Linked DNA regions of Mus musculus: region 1 is linked to region 2. Evidence: chromatin loops called from intact Hi-C (ENCODE). Cell type or tissue: heart. All regions are shown on one strand. Each heading gives the region's core, and the rest is flanking DNA. Links, peaks and the distances in the headings are about the cores only.

Region 1 (4,844 bases), core at 319-4,318, 52 kb before region 2:
CCTACGTGGGCCTCGTGCGGTCAAGATGGAGGCACAGCCAGCCTAGCATGTGCGTTGTGATATCAGAAACCCTCCATTCATTTCACCAATCTTTACATCACCGTGGGCCAGGCTCAGTTCCAGGCTTGGAGGTCCAAAGATACTGCTGACATTTTCCTTTTATTTCATTTTCTGATAGTGTTTATAGTTTCATCTAAACGTTTAATTATTTTACTGGCCTTGAGTTCAGTTTGGTTCCCCTGCCCCATTCATCTCTAGGTCAGAATTTTCCAGTGATTTCACGTTATCCTGGTCCCATAAGATTTTAAGAGGGGGGGAAAGATTCTGTAGCTAATAGTTAAGGACCTTCCTCTTTAAAAGCTTTGCATTAGGTGTGTGTGTGTGTGTGTGTGTGTGTGTGTGTGTGTGTGTGTGTGTGTTCATGTGTGCATGGGTGTGCACTTGAGTTCAGATGTCTGCAGGCAAGGGGTTTGGATTCCCTGGAGCTGGTGTTACAGGTAGCTGTGAATTGCCTCACATGGGTGCTGGGAGTCAAACTGAGGTCATTTGGAAGAGCAACACATGCTCTTAACTGCTGAGCCATCCCTCCAGCTTCTTAAGACCCCACCCCCCACCCCCGCCTCTAACAGATGGGCAGCTTCAGTTAGCACAGTGAAGGCCCGGAGGAGTCCTGGAGTCAAGAAAAACAGATGTTTGGCTTTGTCATTTTATTAGTATTTGACTTCAGGCACCAGTTTTAAAGGAACAGCTTCTGGCAGCATGTCACGACTGAGGAGGAAGGATAGCGAGGACCAAATGGAGCCTGAGGCTTTCTCTCCTCACGTCCAGCTTCTGTGCTTCTGTGGTCTACCTGGAAGCAGGAAGCATGTGTGGCCAGCTCTGTTCCAGGCCTGCAGTGCCAGGAGCCGTAAAGCAGAGGTGCTCAGGCAGTGCAATGGCTTCACACTTGGCTAGGATGTCATAGAGACGTGTCTGTCTTGGGCCTTGAAGGGTGAGAAGAGGTATATGAGTTGGTCCTTGTGAGCTCAGAATCTCAAGGAGTGGGCAGTGGCCCAGTCTGTGCCTCAGAGCCATAAGCCAAAGAGCAGGGATTGAACAGAGATGCCTTTGGGCAAGAAGGAAGGTGTGGGCCAGAACTCTCCCACAGGAGCTGAGGAAGTGACTCTATGCCACTCTTCCTTAGTGCACCATGCACGAAGCATAGAGTCTGCCATCATGAGGCAGGCTCTCTTGGGTCTAATTACCAGTCAGCTCAGACCACACATGTGGCTGTCTCTCAAGGCCTAGCTTTCCTCCGGGAGCCTGAAAAATTCTTTGCTTGTCTGGAACTAGCAACTGGGGAGTGGAGAATGCAAGGACCCATATTCCTAGGGATTCATTAGGGCCTGTCAATGAGACATCTTTCCCTTTCAGGGGCCAATTAAAGCAGCAGGGAGCTTGGGAGCCAGACAGCAGGGAGGTAAACATTGGTGCCCATGCTGGAGTCAGGTCCTTCTGTCCTCAGTGAGCCTGGGTCTCTGGAGATGGGCGCACTAGCCCCAGCAAACACGTGGCTGCCAAGAGCACCTGGGATGTTTTCCATGCTTTAAGAGTTGCCCTGTGTGAAGTACATGTCATCATCTTAGAATCACCCTCATCTCCATGGTAACTGGATTGTATCAAACACTAGCTAGGGACTAAGCCCTAGGCTGGGCCTTCCCATAACCTTACCTTAATAAACAGCTATACTGAGCTAGAATTCATGTACAGTCACCTGATTCATCATTGGAAGTATGAATTTAGTTTTTAATATATTCATGGAATTGTATAGCCATTGTCAAATGAGCCTTTATATTTTTAATATATATTTTAGTTGCTAGCCTATGCGTTTGCTGGGGTGAGGTGTGTGTGCCTGTGTGAATGGAGTTGCCTGTGGAGTCCAAAAGGGCACTGGATGGGTCTCCTGGAATTTTTCAGGAGGTTTTGAGTCTCCGTGTGAGAGCTGGGAACCCACCTAGGATCCTCTGCAAGAGCAGGCTGTGCCTTTAGCAGCCAAACCATCTCTCCAGGCCCAGAATTACTTTTAGAACCTTTTTATGTTCCCCACCAGAGACTTTCTGCATCCATTAACAGTCACCCCCTCCCCCTCACCTCCCCTCAGCTCCAGGCAATGGTGACTAGCCCGGCTCTTTATTTTATCAACCCTGGGTATCTCATGTGAATGACACCATGTGACATGTCTTTTGTGTCCTGCTTGAATCACTTACCAGAATGCATCTGGATTCTTTCATGCTGTTCATTTATTTGAATAAATGTAATACTCCACTTCCGTTTTTTTTAAAGCAGTTATACTGACACATAATCACCCACCACACAACTCACTCATCTAAAGTATACAATTCAGGACAGGCCTTTTGTATATTACATTGTCAAAATCTGTTTTTGAAGTAGCATCTCACACAGCCCACACTGGCCTCACATCACTAGATGGCTGAGGAGGAGTGGTATTGAACTCTCTTGCCTCCTTCCCCAGCCCTCCCAAGCACCAGGCTTACAGGCGTGCACCGCCATCATGGCTTACATGGTTCATTTTTAAACCTAGATACAACAGTAGCCACTTTAATAATTTAAAAAAAGATTTTATTATTATTTATGTGTATGTGTGTGTCTCTGTGTAGGTATGTCTGAATATGTGGGGGCTCTCAGAGGCCAGAAGGGGGCGTTGGATCCCATGGAGGGGGCACTTACAGGTGGCTGTGAGCTGCCTAGCATGGGTGTTGAGATTTGAACCACAGACTTCTGGGAGAACAGGAAGTACTTTTGACCACCGAGCCAGCTCTCCAGCCCCAGATTTAATCATTTTAAGTATTTGATTCTACAGCATTAACTACACTGACATGTGGTGCAACCATGACCACTATTTCCAGAAGTCTCATGACTACAAACAGAAATTATTAGCCAGTAAATCACAACTCCCTGTCATCTCTCCTCCTCTCATGCCTGTGATAATTCCTAATCTATATTATGTCTCATGAATTGGCCAGTTTTAGAAGCTTCCTATATATATTTATGCAATGCTTGTCCTTTCATATCTGGATTATTTCACAAATCCATTCAAGGGTTCTCCACGTGATGTCACATATAAGAATTCCATTCCTTCTCATAGTGGAGTGATATTCCAGGGTGCACAGACTTCACATTTTTATCTTTATATCATTTAGTGATTTGTCATTTTGGTGGTTTCTTTTGGCTATTTTGAATGGTGTTCTCATAAACATTTGATGCACACATTTTTATTGGTGTGTGTGTTCATGTGCAAGCATGTATGCGTGTGAGAAGTGGGCAGAGGATGGCCTCTGATGTCATACTCAGGAATGCCATCCACCTCCTTTGAGACTAGCTTTCTCATTGGCTTGGAGCTGTACTGGCTGAACAACGAGCCCAAGGGATCCTCCTGCCTGGGTCTCCCCAGCACTGGAATGAGCATAAACTACTGTAGCTGGTATATTTCTGTGGGTCCTCAGAATCAAACTCAGGCCCTTGTGCTGTGAGACAAGCACTTTCTAACCTTCGCTGTCTCCCCAGCCCCAGTGTACAGTGAGCACCTGTGGTCACTATTCTGGGAATTTACCCAGGGTGCATTGCTGGATTTAACTTACTAAGGAAGCATTATGTGGTTTCTGGTTATGACTGTGCCTTCTACGTACCCATCAGTGATGTAGGAGGGTTCCATTTCTTTACATCCTCACCAAAATAGGCTGTAGTTCAGGCTTCCCTAGAACTCATCATCACGTAGCCTACACTGGTGGGGAACTTGTATCTGCCCTCCTTGCTTGGTCTCCCAGCACATTCTGTCATTAACTACAGAGGTTCTGGTGAGTGTGAAGTGGTGTCTCGTATTCTTGCTGTGCATTTTCCTAATGATTAATGATATCAAGCATCATTTCAAGTGCTTATTGGCTGTTGTGTATTTTCTCTGGAGAAATACACAATCAGGTTCCTTACCCATTTAGACATTGTTAGATCAGTCTCTGTTACTTAACTGTGGGAATTGTTCTCACGGTTTTAGTACTTCCTTCATTTTGTGTGTTGTCATTTTAATTAACTAATTATATTTACGGTGTGTGTGTGTGTGTGTGTGTGTGTGTGTGCGTGCACGCACATGTGTGCAAGTGCCCATGTAGGTCAGCAGAATGTGTTAAGTCCTTGTGGCTGGAGTTGCGTGTGAGCTGCCTGACCCCACACTGGTCCTCTGGTGGAGCATTAAGTGCTCCATCTTCCACTTTCCACACAGTGACTTTTGAAGCACAATATTGTAAAATTCTGATGACAGTATTGTCATCTTAACAATATTAAGTTTTCCTTTGTATTTACCTTCATTTGTTATTTTAGTTCCATATCTAAGAGACGATCCTAGGTTATCAGAACGCACTTGTTTTCCAGCTAAGAGCTGAATGGTTTTACTTTACACATTGGATCTTCGATCTATTTGAGCTTTATTTTTCTATGTGGTGTATATGTTATATTTTAAATATTATAAATAATATTATAAAATAATATTTAAATATTAGGTATAATATTTAAAATATAATACCTATATTATATTTTAAATATTATACCTATTTATATTATACTTTTATGCATACTATATACATTTTGTGTGTAATGTACAAGGATCCAAATTTATTCTTTATGTGTGGCTGTATGTGGAGGTCAGAGGTCAACCTTGGTATTTTTCTCATCACTATCCACCTTATTTTTTGAGACAGAGTCTCTCACCAAACCAGGAACTTGTCAATTGAGCTGGACTGGTTGGCTGGCCAGCCCCAGAGGTCCTCCTATCTCTGCTTCCCCAGTACAGGGAT
Region 2 (4,844 bases), core at 351-4,350:
GGGTAAGAGCACCCGACTGCTCTTCCGAAGGTCAGGAGTTCAAATCCCAGCAACCACATGGTGGCTCACAACCATCCATAACGAGATCTGAAGCCCTCTTCTGGAGTGTCTGAAGACAGCTACAGTGTACTTACATATAATAAATAAATAAATCTTTAAAAAAAAAAAAAAAAAAAAAAAAAAAGAAATCACGAGGAAGAGAAACCTGGCTTTCGTGCTGTTCTCTCCGCAATTTTGACCACAGTTATAAGAAAAGTGACTAATACAAGTGTAGAGGTTTTGCTCTACCTAAATATGACCACGTAGTTTTTAAACCTTTGGAATAGATTGGTGTGGGGACTTTGAAGAGTTTCGAGATGTGGATTAGAGAAACCATTGTGTGACAGAAGCTAAGCTTAATGGGTGATTTCTGCTCTTCCGCTGAGCTACATCCCCACTCACATGTCTATTCTTTGGTATTGTTTTTTTGATAGGATGTCTTTTTGCCAAGATTTTTTAAATCTTTGCATGTACATGATCTATGTGAATTTTCACGTTTCTCTGTATGGTTGCAGACATGCCCTTGGAGGCAGAGGACAATGGTCCCATGTCAGGCTTCACCTTCCACTTTGACATGGGAGCTTTTGTTTGCTGTGTGTGGCGTGTTCTAGGCTAGCTGGCCTGAGGAATTCGGCTGTCTCTACTTCTCATCTTGCTGTAGAAGCACTGAGACTACAAATGAGGGCTACACATCTGGACTTAGGTGGATTCTGGGGATCCAAACTCAGGCCCTCATGACTGATTGGCAAGTGCTTTAAACACTGGGCCATCTCTCTAGTTTCCAATTTTTAAAATATACTTTGCTTGGCTGCAGTGTGGTGGTGCACGCTTTTAATCACAACACTCAGGAGGCAGAGGCAGGTGGATCTCTGTGAGTTCAAGGCCACCCTGGTCCACAGAGTGAGTTCCAGGACACCCAGGGCTATACAGTGAAGCCCTGTCTCAAAAACAAACAAACAAAAAACCCAGAAATAACAATAAAACCTCACAAAAATACATACACACATACACACACACACACACACACACATTTCTTATACAGATTTTTTCTTTCTTGACTTGCAAATTTTTTTCTTTAGTAAATGTTTTTGAATTATCCAGTAGTGAAAATTTTAGACAAGCTTAGATTCTTATAAAAAATAAAGATTAACATTATCTCTTTCCACAGAGGAAAAGCCATGAACCAAGTTATGAAGATTATTATACAACATTACATTCATTAATTTGGCCATTTTGCAGTCATTACCCGGATTCTACTCCGAGCACTGGACCACTCTGAGTCTTTTTCTCTGAGCTAAACATAGCTAGTTGGAATCCTGGGGCCAGAGTTAGCTGCATTGAGAGGTCAAACATTCACATCATGCCTTTGAGATAAACAATTTTGGTAATGGCCACTTTGACATCTTTGTTCCTCAAAGTGTAGATGAGAGGGTTGAGGATTGGGGTGAGAATTGAATAGACCACATTCCCCATGATGTGGAAGTCCAAGGGCAGGTTAGCTCGGTAAGCCACATAGGCTATGGCAATGGACGAGTAGTAGGTGCCCACCACCAGGAGGTGGGAACTGCAGGTGGAGAAGGCTTTGGAACGCCCTTCCTTGGAGTTGATCCGAAGCACTGACGTCAGGATTCGCACATAGGAGAGGAGCACCAGGAGGAGGGGGAGGAAGGACACCACCATGGCAATACAGAAGCCCATGAGCGTCTGGGGAGTAGTGTCAGAACAAGAGGACTGGACCAGAGCCAGGTGGTCACAGAAGCAGTGGTAGATGTAGGCAATGTCATTATATACCATCTGAGAGGTCTTTACCACTGCTGGGACAGGCAGGAGGAGGGCGGTGATCCAGGCACTGGCTGCCAGTGCAGTGTTTGTCTGTGGGGTCATGTGGACGGGGTAGTGCAGAGGGCGGCAGATAGCCACATAGCGGTCATAGGCCATGACCACCAGGATGAAGGCTTCTGAGCAGGTAAAGCTTTGGAACAGATACATCTGCAATAAGCAGGCAGGGAAACTGAGGAAGCGGTCTCCCAGCAGGAGCAGGGACAGCATCTTCGGGACAGTGGTTGTGGTGAAGAGGATGTCTAGAGCCGAGAGGTTGATTAGGAAGAAGTACATGGGCTTGTGGAGGCTGCGCTCGGCCACCACAGCCACCAGGATCAGGGCGTTCCCCACCAGGATGAGCAGGTAGAACAGAAGGAAAAGAAAGAAGACAGGGAGGTAGAAGGGCTCTGGCAGGGAGGGAATGCCCACCAGGTAGAAGACGGTAGAGCCATCTACTGACCCATTGCAAGTTGTAGCCTCCATAGTGGAACAGAACCTGAGGTCTGGGTCATGGGTGGCTGGAACATCTGAAATCCAGAAAAGAAAAAAAAAAAGAACTCTGTCATAATGATTTCACAATATTTATTGTTAATTAATCTGAAAACAGTTATTTATAACTGACTCCAGAGGAGTGACAGTAGGCTGTGGGATTGGGTCCCACCCTCTGAGCCCCAGATCTGCCAAGTACCAATCATCAGTCTACCAAACTGAAGTTAGCTGACAACCCAAGTGAGGAAAGCAGGCCCAGATCCCAGGCTTTCCTGTGGGAAGGTCAGAGATAAGTGGCTGGTCATTGGATCACTATCACAAAGTGCTTTGGAAAGACAACCCCCCCCTCTACCCCCCAGACCTTATCTCAGACACCACACTACATGACTCAGCTTGTTGGGTCTCTGACATCAAGTTCTTCAGCCTGTGGCCTACTTTGCACACATTCACTGTTCCAGCACACAGCTTTGCAGGGACAGCTTTGTCCTAGGTTCTCGGTAGCATGTTGCAATTCACACACTCATCGGGCCTCCTTCTTTGTGCTCCTCGGCCTGGGACTCTTTTGACTGCATGCAGGCAGAGTATACTGAGCCTCTGCTCCTTAGTAGGATATAGTAGACCGTGGCAGCCCAGCACCCCACCGTCACAACTAGGAAAACCTGGATACGTGACATAAATCATCATTTTGTTGAGATGATGTAGGCTAGCCTGCCTTTGCATTCACCATGTAGCTGAGGCTGATCTTGAACTTCTGATCCTCCAGCCCCAGCTCAACAAGTGTTGAGATTACAGGCATGGACCATCACATTCTAAAAATCAAACTAAGAAGCACAGATGCAGTAAGGTGGAAGGAGTTGGACTTCCCCAGGCTGGGGGACCTTCCAGAGTGAAACTACAATCGCTGGCTTTTTGTTTTGTTTTTGTTTTTGCCTCAGAGTCATCTATTTGATTTGGCGACCATCACAGGCTGGCTTGAACTAGGCAGGGGAACTTGGATGTGAGAGAAAGCAGCAAGCTTTTGTCAATCAAAAGAGGCTTACAAAGTGGATTAGACAGTTAAAGTACTCTGATTGTACAACTAGTCTTTCCCATAAGTCATCTGGATTCTGGGGCTCTGCTAAGGACCTAGGGGGCTGTGCTTCACTAAGATCTCCCAGGAACCCTAGTACTTAAAAGCCCGTGAGAGAGGGCTTGCCTCGCATGTACACTGCTCTTCTCATTTTCCAATAATTTGAAGTTGCGTTGTGTTTATGTGGGAAAGAAGGATGTGGAGGTGGGTGGGAGGGACAGCTAAGGACCTCTCCCATACTCTCCAAAATGAAGCAAATCTCCCTGTCTGTCAGCACTGAGGTGGTAGAGAACCAGAACCCAGGAAAGGTTGGACTCTTACTGCGATTGAAGCAACCAAAAACCTAATTCCAATACCAATTAGCCTGAAGTGCTCAGCACCGGACTCTGCCTGCCTAAGAGAAGTGGGAAGTGTGTCTGGTGAGACATGAGCGTTATCCAAAAGTGTCCAGTGCATCTATAGTTATTAATGTTCAGCCCACAATAAAAGTTATTAGATAGGCAAAGTTGGGAGAATATGGCCAAAGGGGGAAATATACTGATATACAAATGATGTAAGGCTGGGGTATAGCCCCATGGGAGAGCATTCACTTAGCATGTACAAGGCTCTGGATTCAATTCCCAATATTGCAAAACAAAAGGAAGTAAAATGCAATAATAAGTCCATTAATTTAAAAGTCTAGATCCCTAAATGAGTAGATAGGGACATTAGTATGAATGATCATATTTTATAGAGGAAAATGTTTGTGAAATGACTAGAGAATTCCAACAGAAAATTGGTGTTTCTTAGGAAACACCCCAGAACTAAAGTTTCCAAGATTTGGAATCCGAATTTGATGACTACAGACAGGTGTACTTCATATGAACACCAGTAGTCAACCACAGGGTGAGGACAGAGCCTGACCTGCCCGCCCCAACCCTGTCTGTTGTCTTGCTTTCCTTGGGGAGTGTGGAAGCCCAGGTGTCGTGAGAGAAGGGATAGGGTAGGGCTTTCCCTTACTTTTTCTATTTCCATGGCTGACAGTGCCACTCTGTTGGTAATTCAGAGGATATCTGTCAATCTCTTAAATGTGAAGTGAAGATATGCCCACATCTCCATTAACAGTGAAGGCTGGTGACATGTTTTTCTGACCCTTTGCTATGTGAGCACTCTTGAAAGCATGTCTTGGATTCACCTCCACCAACAGAGCAGAAAAGCAAACAGCAGAGAATTAGCTCACACAGTGACCCAGCCTGCCTCTGCCTACTACCTCATTATCTACCGAGGAAGACATGTAAATCTCATTTCCCTCGATGTCATGAAAGGTCAAAGAAATTGCTGTTTATTGAATGCCATGGACTTGGATCAAATTGGGTCTGGAAGGACAGAAGTTCAAAGCCATCAAATCCACTCGTATCCTCTTCCCCTCCTTGGCTTCATGTGCTAA

The links. Hi-C counts contacts between places; a loop is a spot of excess contacts. Peaks named below come from ENCODE experiments on the same cell type or tissue, not always from the same donor. Only the 100,000 strongest peaks of a DNase experiment are listed, where the experiment ranks them.
Region 1: a loop joins it to region 2, with 2.1 times the contacts of the local background. A loop is called at or near these places in 4 of 42 quality-filtered maps.

The regions. Positions count from the first base shown.
Region 1 is chr7:99,784,555-99,789,398 of GRCm38, reverse strand. No RefSeq gene overlaps it. Among named protein-coding and RNA genes, the nearest start is that of Olfr521, 20 kb to the right of the region's middle. RefSeq lists an enhancer at 914-1,694. In heart, for the core only: no CTCF peak of the experiment used is centred there; no DNase peak of the experiment used is centred there.
Region 2 is chr7:99,732,644-99,737,487 of GRCm38, reverse strand. It overlaps Olfr520 (olfactory receptor 520), which reads right to left and starts at 2,343. Exons shown (of 1, transcript NM_147063.2): 1 at 1,393-2,343. The coding sequence starts at 2,343. The coding sequence ends at 1,393. In heart, for the core only: no CTCF peak of the experiment used is centred there; a DNase peak (open chromatin) is centred at 2,667.